Linked DNA regions of Homo sapiens: region 2 is linked to region 1. Evidence: chromatin contacts called from ENCODE Hi-C or POLR2A ChIA-PET data. All regions are on one chromosome and are shown on one strand. The core of a region is the stretch at or near the end of the contact, and the rest is flanking DNA. Distances in the headings are between cores, read along the strand shown. Region 1 overlaps ABCA4 (ATP binding cassette subfamily A member 4). Region 2 overlaps ARHGAP29-AS1 (ARHGAP29 antisense RNA 1).

What was found. Hi-C counts contacts between places; a loop is a spot of excess contacts on that map. ChIA-PET counts read pairs that join two places held with the same protein, here RNA polymerase II (POLR2A). Pooled maps may share reads with other maps.
Region 2: a loop to region 1 is called in a pooled map, with 8 times the contacts of the local background. The contact joins two enhancer-like sites. A Hi-C loop is called at or near these places in 6 of 50 pooled maps. POLR2A ChIA-PET finds 5 or more read pairs at or near these places in 3 of 52 experiments (BJ, H1 and HCT116).

What each region holds. Positions count from the first base shown.
Region 1 is chr1:94,044,446-94,047,134 of GRCh38, forward strand. It overlaps ABCA4 (ATP binding cassette subfamily A member 4), which reads right to left. Exons shown (of 50, transcript NM_000350.3): 19 at 2,474-2,648; 20 at 168-299. Among named protein-coding and RNA genes, the nearest start is that of ABCA4, 75 kb to the right of the region's middle. RefSeq lists an enhancer at 1-413. Within about 2 kb of position 1,251, at least 28 of the 41 ENCODE cell types and tissues checked have a DNase peak (open chromatin) inside an H3K27ac peak, as active enhancers do; they include HCT116, where a contact is called at or near this core.
Region 2 is chr1:94,298,803-94,304,722 of GRCh38, forward strand. The region is part of intron 2 of ARHGAP29-AS1 (ARHGAP29 antisense RNA 1); the gene reads left to right. It also overlaps a transcript of ARHGAP29 not described here and the pseudogene GAPDHP29. Among named protein-coding and RNA genes, the nearest start is that of ARHGAP29-AS1, 54 kb to the left of the region's middle. Within about 2 kb of position 1,554, at least 9 of the 41 ENCODE cell types and tissues checked have a DNase peak (open chromatin) inside an H3K27ac peak, as active enhancers do; they include HCT116, where a contact is called at or near this core.

The DNA.
Region 1 (2,689 bases), core at 1-2,500:
CTCACTGCAAGTAGGACAAAGGACTTTAAACATAGGGGAAACCAAATAAGAGTCTGTATCTCTGCCTGTGCCCAGGCCTGGCACCCCTGAGCTGGGCTCTAGAGAAGTGTGCTGGGGGCAGAGGTGAGGAGAGGGGATGGGGCGGTCTCAGTTCCTGTGTCGCTTACTGGTGGAACAGGATGTTGTGCTGTGGACACATGCCAAGGCTCTGCCGGACTGCATCCAGGCTGGTTTCAATGTCCCTTCCCCCAACGAGCACAGTCCCAGAGGTTGGTGGCAACAGACCCGTCAGGATGGACCTGCAGAACACAGGCGTCAGTGGCAGAAGAGATGGCCTTTAGCAACATGCCTTAGGAGGGCCACCCCCACACCAGGTTCAGTGAGAACTCTCACAGATTCCTGCCTGGGGCTGTCAGTCAAACTCAAACCCCTATTAGCTGTGGGGCCCCCTTAGCACCAGTGTATACATCCAGGCCCTAATGCAGAGGGCCACCTCTGCCATCCTTCTCTGCTTCTACTTGTTTCATGGTGCTCCCAGGCCAACGCCGAGGGCCTTTGGGATTCCCAGCCTCAAAATGTTCACGTGCAGTCACAGGTGTCCCCAGCTCAGCCATCACGGAGCCTGGTGTTGGAGAGGATCAATAAAAGGTGTTCGGTGCATGACTCGAGGCGTTGCCTCCTGGGTGAGCAGTCATGGCTATTGAAAAGCCAGGTGTCATCATCATAAAGCCCGGGTAAGGTCTTGATGAAGGCCAGAACCCTAAGCAGTCCTAGGCATTTGCTGATTAATTGATCGAAGCCAGGCATGGGAATTACCACCACCAATATTAGCTTTGGATCCAAAACATAAAAAGCCTCAGAGCAATGGTGGGCTTTTTTTTTTTTTTTTTTTAAATGGGAACTATGACTCCCATGTCCTTAGGTTGTTGTAAGGCTTAAATGAGTTAATACACTTACAACATTAGAACAGCGCCAGCATAAAGTAAAACTCAAAAATATTATTACTGTTAGTATTAAACATTGTTTTAACCCCTGGGGGAAGTTGCATGTCAGCAGCCGATGAAGTAATGTGTTTGCCTTTGCGGAGCCCTGGGGTCCTGGAATTTGCTTCCAGCTCTCTGACCATATCAGTTAGCATGGAGAGAAAGCAGATGGATGCAGGGCCGCCACACCCAGCTCTGTCCCTGAGTTCTGATACCATCTCAGGCTATCTGAACTTGTCCTGATGGAGAAGCCGAAATCTCCGCGATCAACCACTAGAGGGAAACAGAACCAATTAGAATGGCACCGGCCCCACATTCCATTCACACTGAACCGCCCTAGAGAACATTCCATCACAGGGTGTACACGCTGTTGTTCCTTCCTGGGGCTCTCCAAAGGACTTGAAGACTGTGTCACGTGGGTTCGCTGCCCCCTGCGAGGTCCGTGTCTGCTGCTCCTTGGGAAACCATGGCGGGCCGTGTTCTCCTCTCAGCAGATGGCGCTCGGGTCCCTTGGAGGAGAGTGGGGCGCCTGCGGAGCTGAGAGATCCGCGCAGAGCCCCTTTGCCTTCCCTGCCCTGACCTTCTGTTACCAGGCGGTTACTCCACAAGCCCCTCTAGAGACTGATTCTTTTTTCACTTTCTCCAGAACGACCACTAACCCTCATCAGCTGATGTTGAAGCCTGCCTAATGATTGGTAGGAAAAGGAATGTTCCTTGAAAATAGCAGGACTCGGCCTGGTGCGGTCGCTCACGCCTGTAATCCCAGCACTTTGGGAAGCTGAGGCGGGCAGATCACCTGAGGTCAGGAGTTCGAGACCAGCCTGGCCAACATGGTGAAACCCTGTCTGTACTAAAAAAAAAAAAAAAAAAAAAAAATACAAAAATTAGCTGGGCATGGTGGTATGCACCTGTAGTCCCACCTACTTGGGAGGCTGAGGTGGGAGAATCGCTTGATCCTGGGAGGCGGAGGTTGCAGTGAGCCAAGATCGCACCACTGCCCTCCAGCATGGGTAATGGTTACTATCTCAAAAAAAAAAAAAAAAAAAAAGAAAAGAAAAGAGAAAGGAAATAGGAGGACTCTATAGCTTCCATGCACATGATGACAGTGGCCATGACTTGATCACCACCATGGACTGTTGAGATGGGGGGAAAGACTCAAGGTGTGAGAAACAAGAGGCAACTGTGGTGCCTGGCTTTTGCCCCCGCTGAGCCATGACAACTTGGTGGCTTCAGGAAAGTCACTTCAACTCTCTGAATGAATGTCCACTTCCCCGGCACACAAAAGGGGCAATAAACGTATTCTACCTCCCCATCAAGAGAATACATATTAGTGATCTTTGAATACTGCAGAAAGCTTTTACACATTTTTGGGGCCGCAAATATTTGTCACTAAAATTTGTGGGAAAGAGTAGACAGCCGCTGATAGGGAAAGACTAAGCCAGGAAATGACAGGCTAGCATGGCAGCCAGCTTCTCTGCTGGAAGACTCACAAGGTGGTGGTTTTCCCAGCTCCATTGTGGCCCAGGAATGCGGTGATCTGGTTCTCGTAGAAGGTGATGTTCAGACGGTCCACAGCTGGCCGGCCACAGGGCTCAAAAATCTTTACCAGATTCTTCACGCATACCCCAGGAACCCACCCTGGATGCTCACGTTCAAAGAAGGAGTCTTGGAGGAAAAAAAATGAACATGATGTAAACATAATGCCT
Region 2 (5,920 bases), core at 304-2,803, 250 kb after region 1:
CTCATGACAATAAATTTATGAAAACAAAACATTAAAAAACTTAGAAAGTAATAATAAACTATAAACACAATGCTACTGAAGCTCAGCTACAACACCACATTCTCAGCTCTAGTTTGGATAGAACACAAGTGTTTTAAATTGCATTGGGTGGAGGCCCTGGCAGGAAGGAAGCATCGGATATTGCTGGAACATATCTTTGTTTGAGCAACAGCTAATGAGAAAGGTCACCATTATGCTTTGCTTTCAAACACTGGGTCTGTTTTGAAATTAGTACTGCACATTTCATCACAAATGCTGGTTTATAATCATCGAGGTACATAATCCTGCAGTATTAATGTTGTTTTCTCCTAAGTGGCAAGTAAAATCCAAAGCTTATGTTCTCACCACTGTTTTGATCAGTATGTCAGTAAAAGATAAAATGACTTTCTATTTATGGACTCTGGGATTCCTGATTATTTACAAAATTCCAATCTTGAATTTAGAGGAAATTCAGCCTTCTAATTTTTTTCCTTCAGTTTTAGTGTTACTTGTACTCTTGTTAAACTCATCGCTGGCATTTGAAATACAAGGCTTTTTGGAATTTGTTCCCTAAAATTTATTGCATTTGTTTAGTGGATTATGTGAGTGGCACAGAAATCCTAAGAAAGAGCTTAACTTTTCTCTGCAAAGTGTTTGCTGACAAATGCGATAAACTTTAGAAGACCACCTTCTAGGAAGGGCTGACATATCAAGGACAGTAAAAACAGTAGTACCAGACATTTCTGCCACAATTTTTTCGGTGGTGGGGGGGAACAGAAATCTATTAAATATCTCAGTTTATATTTTTGGTTCTCCCTGTTGGCTAGGCTGTTGTATTCCCATGTCCACAGCACGTTCCACTGTGGGAGCCTGGAGCTCTTAGAATAAACTTTGGGAAAGGCTGGGTCCACCCTCTGGGGATAAGGGAGCCAGAGGGAGGAAGGGGAGGGGGTAAAGGAAAAGGGAAGGGGGCGGCTGTCTTCCTGTGTTTGGATGACCTTTCCTTATGTTTATCTGGAGGGACTGGGCAGCCACGCTGTGTTTGGTGTCAGCCTGCCATGTTGTCACATGTGATCTCTTTCTTAGCTTTATGTGTAGAGAGGACCTTTGCCTCTACTGGGAGAACTAGATTTAACTCTGTGAATTATGAAAGAAAAAAAGTGTACCAGTCTGTTAGGCATTGGGGCCCAGAGATAGAAGTCTTATGAAACATGCACATATGCCAGTGTGCAGCAGATTCCCTAAGGGAAAGGCTTAGGCATCTCTTGGAGCTGTCTGAAGGCGGGCCCACCTGTACTTCTTCCTTCTTGCTGAGAGCTGGGCTGGAGGCTGTCTTGCTTCTCCTGAAGCCTCATCATTTAGTACAATGCCCTTCACTTGTGGATATTCCTTAACTATTTCTTGAATGCATGAGTGAATGGATGAATACATGAGCAGAGTCACAGAGAGGTGACTGGGCAACAGGCAGTGAGGTTCCTACAATACTTAATTGATTTGCCAGTCCCTGCTCTAAGAGCCCTAAGTAGCTCCACTTTAAAGAAACCAGTTTCAAGCCTCTCCGTCTCACATTCCTGGTGGGTGAATCACTTGTTTCTTATGGTTGGGTGAGAATAACACCTCTGGTTTCCACCTTTCTTTTTCATTTTAGTGCTGACCTCATCTGACCTGACCTTAGCTTGAATGTTATTTTCCCAGAGAAGCTATCCCTTAATCATCCTACTCTCCTCCGCCTGAATTAGATCCCCCCATATACCTCTTACTAATCTCTATTATCTTCATAGAATGTAATACAATTTTTAATTATATTCATGTGGGTGATAATCCATCCTATGTCTGATTTCTCCACTAGATTACAAACTTCTTGAAGATAGGGGACCATATTTATTTTCTCATCACTGTGTTCTTAGCACCTGGCATAATACCTGGCATATAGGTACTATGGCATATAGGCTTAATACCTGGCATATAGGTCCTCTATACACATAAGCACTCAGCAAGCCTGTGTTCAATTAATGAATGAGCAGATTAATGAATAAATTATATTTGGAAGGAGAATTCATACCAGGTTACTGAGCAGGGTTGGGGATAAAGATCAGAGTCCAAAAGCCCTATCCCAATCAGACCTTGGACACACTAACGAGTTTGAGATTCTGAAGAGGATGAAGTGCTTAGCAGACATAAGTGACATTGGGCATTTTACCTTTGGAAGCTAACTAGTAGTCTGGACTCCTGGGAGTACCAGAAACTTTCTCGTTTAACTCTACCCAAAGTAGCAACTTCTTCCACCTTCTCAGTAATAGCAGTATTCTTGGTTACCAGGTATCTGAACCACAGAAAGACTCTCGATGTTTTCCTCTTTTTCACATCACACAGCTTCACAATACCTCTTGTTAGTTTTTTCCTTTTCATTCCCATGAGGGCCTTTTGATCTAGTGAATTAGTCAGTTTCTTTCTCTTGCAAGTTCCAGACATGCAATTCCAATTAGCTTAAAAGCAAAAACGGGGAATCACGTTGTAGGGAAGTTGATAGGGACAACTGGCTTCAGACGTGTCTAGATCCAGCGGCTCAGATATTGCTCAGGACTCCACCTTTCTTGCCATCTCCCTGCTAAGTTTTTAAAATGAACACCTACAACTCCTGACTCACAATCTCCTCATAGCACCAGGAAGGACTCTGATTGCACCCATGTGACCGTTCCTGAATCTGTCACTGCAATGGGGAGGGAAGGAAGGCTCTGATTTCTTGACCTGGGCAATATGTTCAGCTTTCTGCCCCTTGTATGGTGGCCAGGGGGGATGAGGGTACAGTCATAGACAGAGCTCCTCAAGGAAAAGAGGAGTTGTGTTACCCAGATAAGCTGTGGAAGAGGTGCTGGATAATCAAAAACAATAGAATGCCTTTCTGCAACAGCCATCCTGATCCAGGTGCAGTGCTAGGCCCTTAACCTACATGCATCAGGATATACAAGGGAAATGAGGCTGCACTGTGGAATCAGATTGCTTTGGCCCAAATCCTAGCTCTTTCTCTTACTCTCTCTCTCTAATTTTGGATAAGTTAACCCCTCTAAGTCCAGTTTTCTCATGATAAAACAGTGATGTAAAATATTCAGTAGAATATTACTCAGCCTTAAAGAGGAAGGAAATTCAGCCTCTCAGCTCCTCCCATCAACAGATGGCCCAGTCTTTAGTGAGGCACCAGCTATGTCCCTGAAACACCATGATGAAAGTGAAGGCCAGAGTAAATGGATTTGGCCATACTGGGCACCTGGTCACCACGGCTGCTTTTAACTCTGGCAAAGTGGATATCATCACCATCAATGACCTCAACTACATGGTCTACCATGGAATCACATGGTTCCAGTATGATTCCACCCACAGCAAGTTCCACTGCACCATCAAGGCTGAAAATGGAAATCCCATCACCATCTTCCAGGAGGGAGATCCCACCAAAATCACACAGGGTGACGCTGGTGCTGATTATGTTATGGAGTCCACTGGCATCTTCACTACCATGGAGAAGGCTGGGGCTCACTTAGAGGGTGGAGCCAAAAGGGTCATTACCTCTGCCCCCTCTGCTGATGCCCCCACGTTCGTGATGGGCATGAGCCATAAGAAGTATAAAAACCTCAAGATCATCAGCAATGCCTCCTGCACCACCAGCTGCCTAACCTCCTGGCCAAGGTCATCCATAATAACTCTGGCATCATGAAGCGACTCAGCATCACAGTCCATGCCATCACTGCTACCCAGAAGACTCTCATGGCCCCTCTGGGAAACTGTGGTGTGATGGCCATGGGGCTCTCCATTACATCATCCCTGCATGTGTCTACTGGTGCTGCCAAGGCTGTGGGCAAGGTCATCCCCAAGCCGAACAGGAAGCTCAGTGGTGTGGCCTTCCATGTACCCACTGCCAATGTGTCAGTCATGGACCTGACCTGCTCTCTGGAGAAACCAGCCAAATATGATGACATCAAGGAGGTGGTGAAGCGGCATCGGAGGGGGCCATCGGGGGCATCGTGGGCCACACTGAGCACCAGGCTGTCTCCTCCAACTTTAACAGTGACACCCACTCTTCCACCTTCAACACTGGGGCTGGCATTGCCCTCAACGGCCTCTTTGTCAGGCTCGTTTCCGGGTATGACAATGAATTTGGCTACAGCAACAAAGTGATAACCTTTATGATCCACATGGCTTCCAAGAAGTAAGAGCCCCCAGACCACCAGCCCCAACAACAGCATGAGAGGAAGAGAGAAGCCTTTAGTTGCTGGGAAGTCCCTGCCACACAGTCCTCCACCACACTGAGAATCAACCTTCCTCATTGTTTCTACATCAGACACCCTGAAAAGGGAAGGACCTAGGGAGCCTGACCTTGTCAGATAACATTAATAAATTCCCGTGTACCCAGCCAAAAAAAAAGGAAGGAAATTCTGACATATGATATAACATGGATGAGCCTTGAGGACATTATGCTAAGTGAAATATGCTAGTCACAAAAGGACAAATACTGCATAATGCAACTTATGTGAAATGCCCAGAGAAGTGAACTTCATAGAGACAGAAAGTGAAATGGTGGTGCTAGGGGCTGGGGAGTGGGGTGAATGGGCAGTTAGTGTTTAATGGGTACCGAGTTCCAGATTTGCAAGATGAAAGTGTTCTGGAGATGGACGGTGGTGATGGTTGCACAACAGTGTGAATATACTTAAAACCCCCTGAACTATACACTTAAAAATGGTTAAAATGGTAAATTTTATGTTATGTATATTTTACCACAATTTTTAAGGAAGTGACATAAGGGTTAAATGAGACCACAGATGTAAAGTATTTAGTGCAGTGTGAGTGAATACATAGTAAGTGCTCATAAATATGAAATATTATTCTCATAACAGCCCTACAGATATTATTATCTTCATGTTTATAGTTGAGTAAGTGGAGATTTGGGGGTTAAGTAAGTGGTCCAAGCCCACCCAGCTAGAAAGTGGTGAGACCAGACTCAAACCCACTGCTTAAGTACTAAGGCCCTGCTATTTTCTATTATGCCATGTTACTTCCCAGCACTCTTCTTGCCAGCTACCGCTGCCTAATATTTTTAAATATTGCTTTGATTATGTTAAGCTTCTGCCTAACAAAACTTAAGGGATCTACCTGTGGTCTAAAACACAAATGCCCTTTCCTGATACAATTCTTTTTGCAGTCTGACCCCAGTTACTTTTCTAGCCTCATTTTGATGTCAAGGCTCTGCTTTACCTTGTTTTGTGTTTTCTATGCTCGTAGCATATGCTAGTTATTCTGCTGGAACACTGTTGAAACTCTACCCACCTTTTTTGGGGGATGGGGGAAGAAGGTCTCACTCTGTCTCCTAGGCTGGATGGAGTGCAGTGGCGCCAGCACAGCTCACTGCAGCCTCCACTTCCCAGGCTAAAGCTATCCTCTGGCCTCAGCCTCCTGAGTATCTGGGACTACAGGTGTGTATTACCACGTCCTGCTAATTTTTTATTGGTTTGTATAAATGGAATCGCACTATGTGGCCCAGGCTGGTCTTGAACTCCTGGGCTCAAGAAATCCTCCTGCCTTGGCCTCCCAAAATGCTGGGATAACAGGCGCGAGCCACCACACCTGGCCTCTACCCATCTTTTGATGCTCAACTCAAGACTCAGCTCCTCCAGAAAGCCTCACCTAACTGGAAGAGAGACAGGTCATTTCCTCCTCTTCACTACTACAGTGTTTATTATTTGATAGCAACACATAATGTACTGCTTAAATCAGAGTTATTACTTCGCTGTTCATGTCTTAGCTTCACAGCAGTGGAGAGCAGGTATTGTATCTATTGCTGCTTTAAATTTCCCTCAATGCCAGGTTAGTGTTTTGCATTGAGTAGCAACTTGATAACAATTTCTTAAGGATG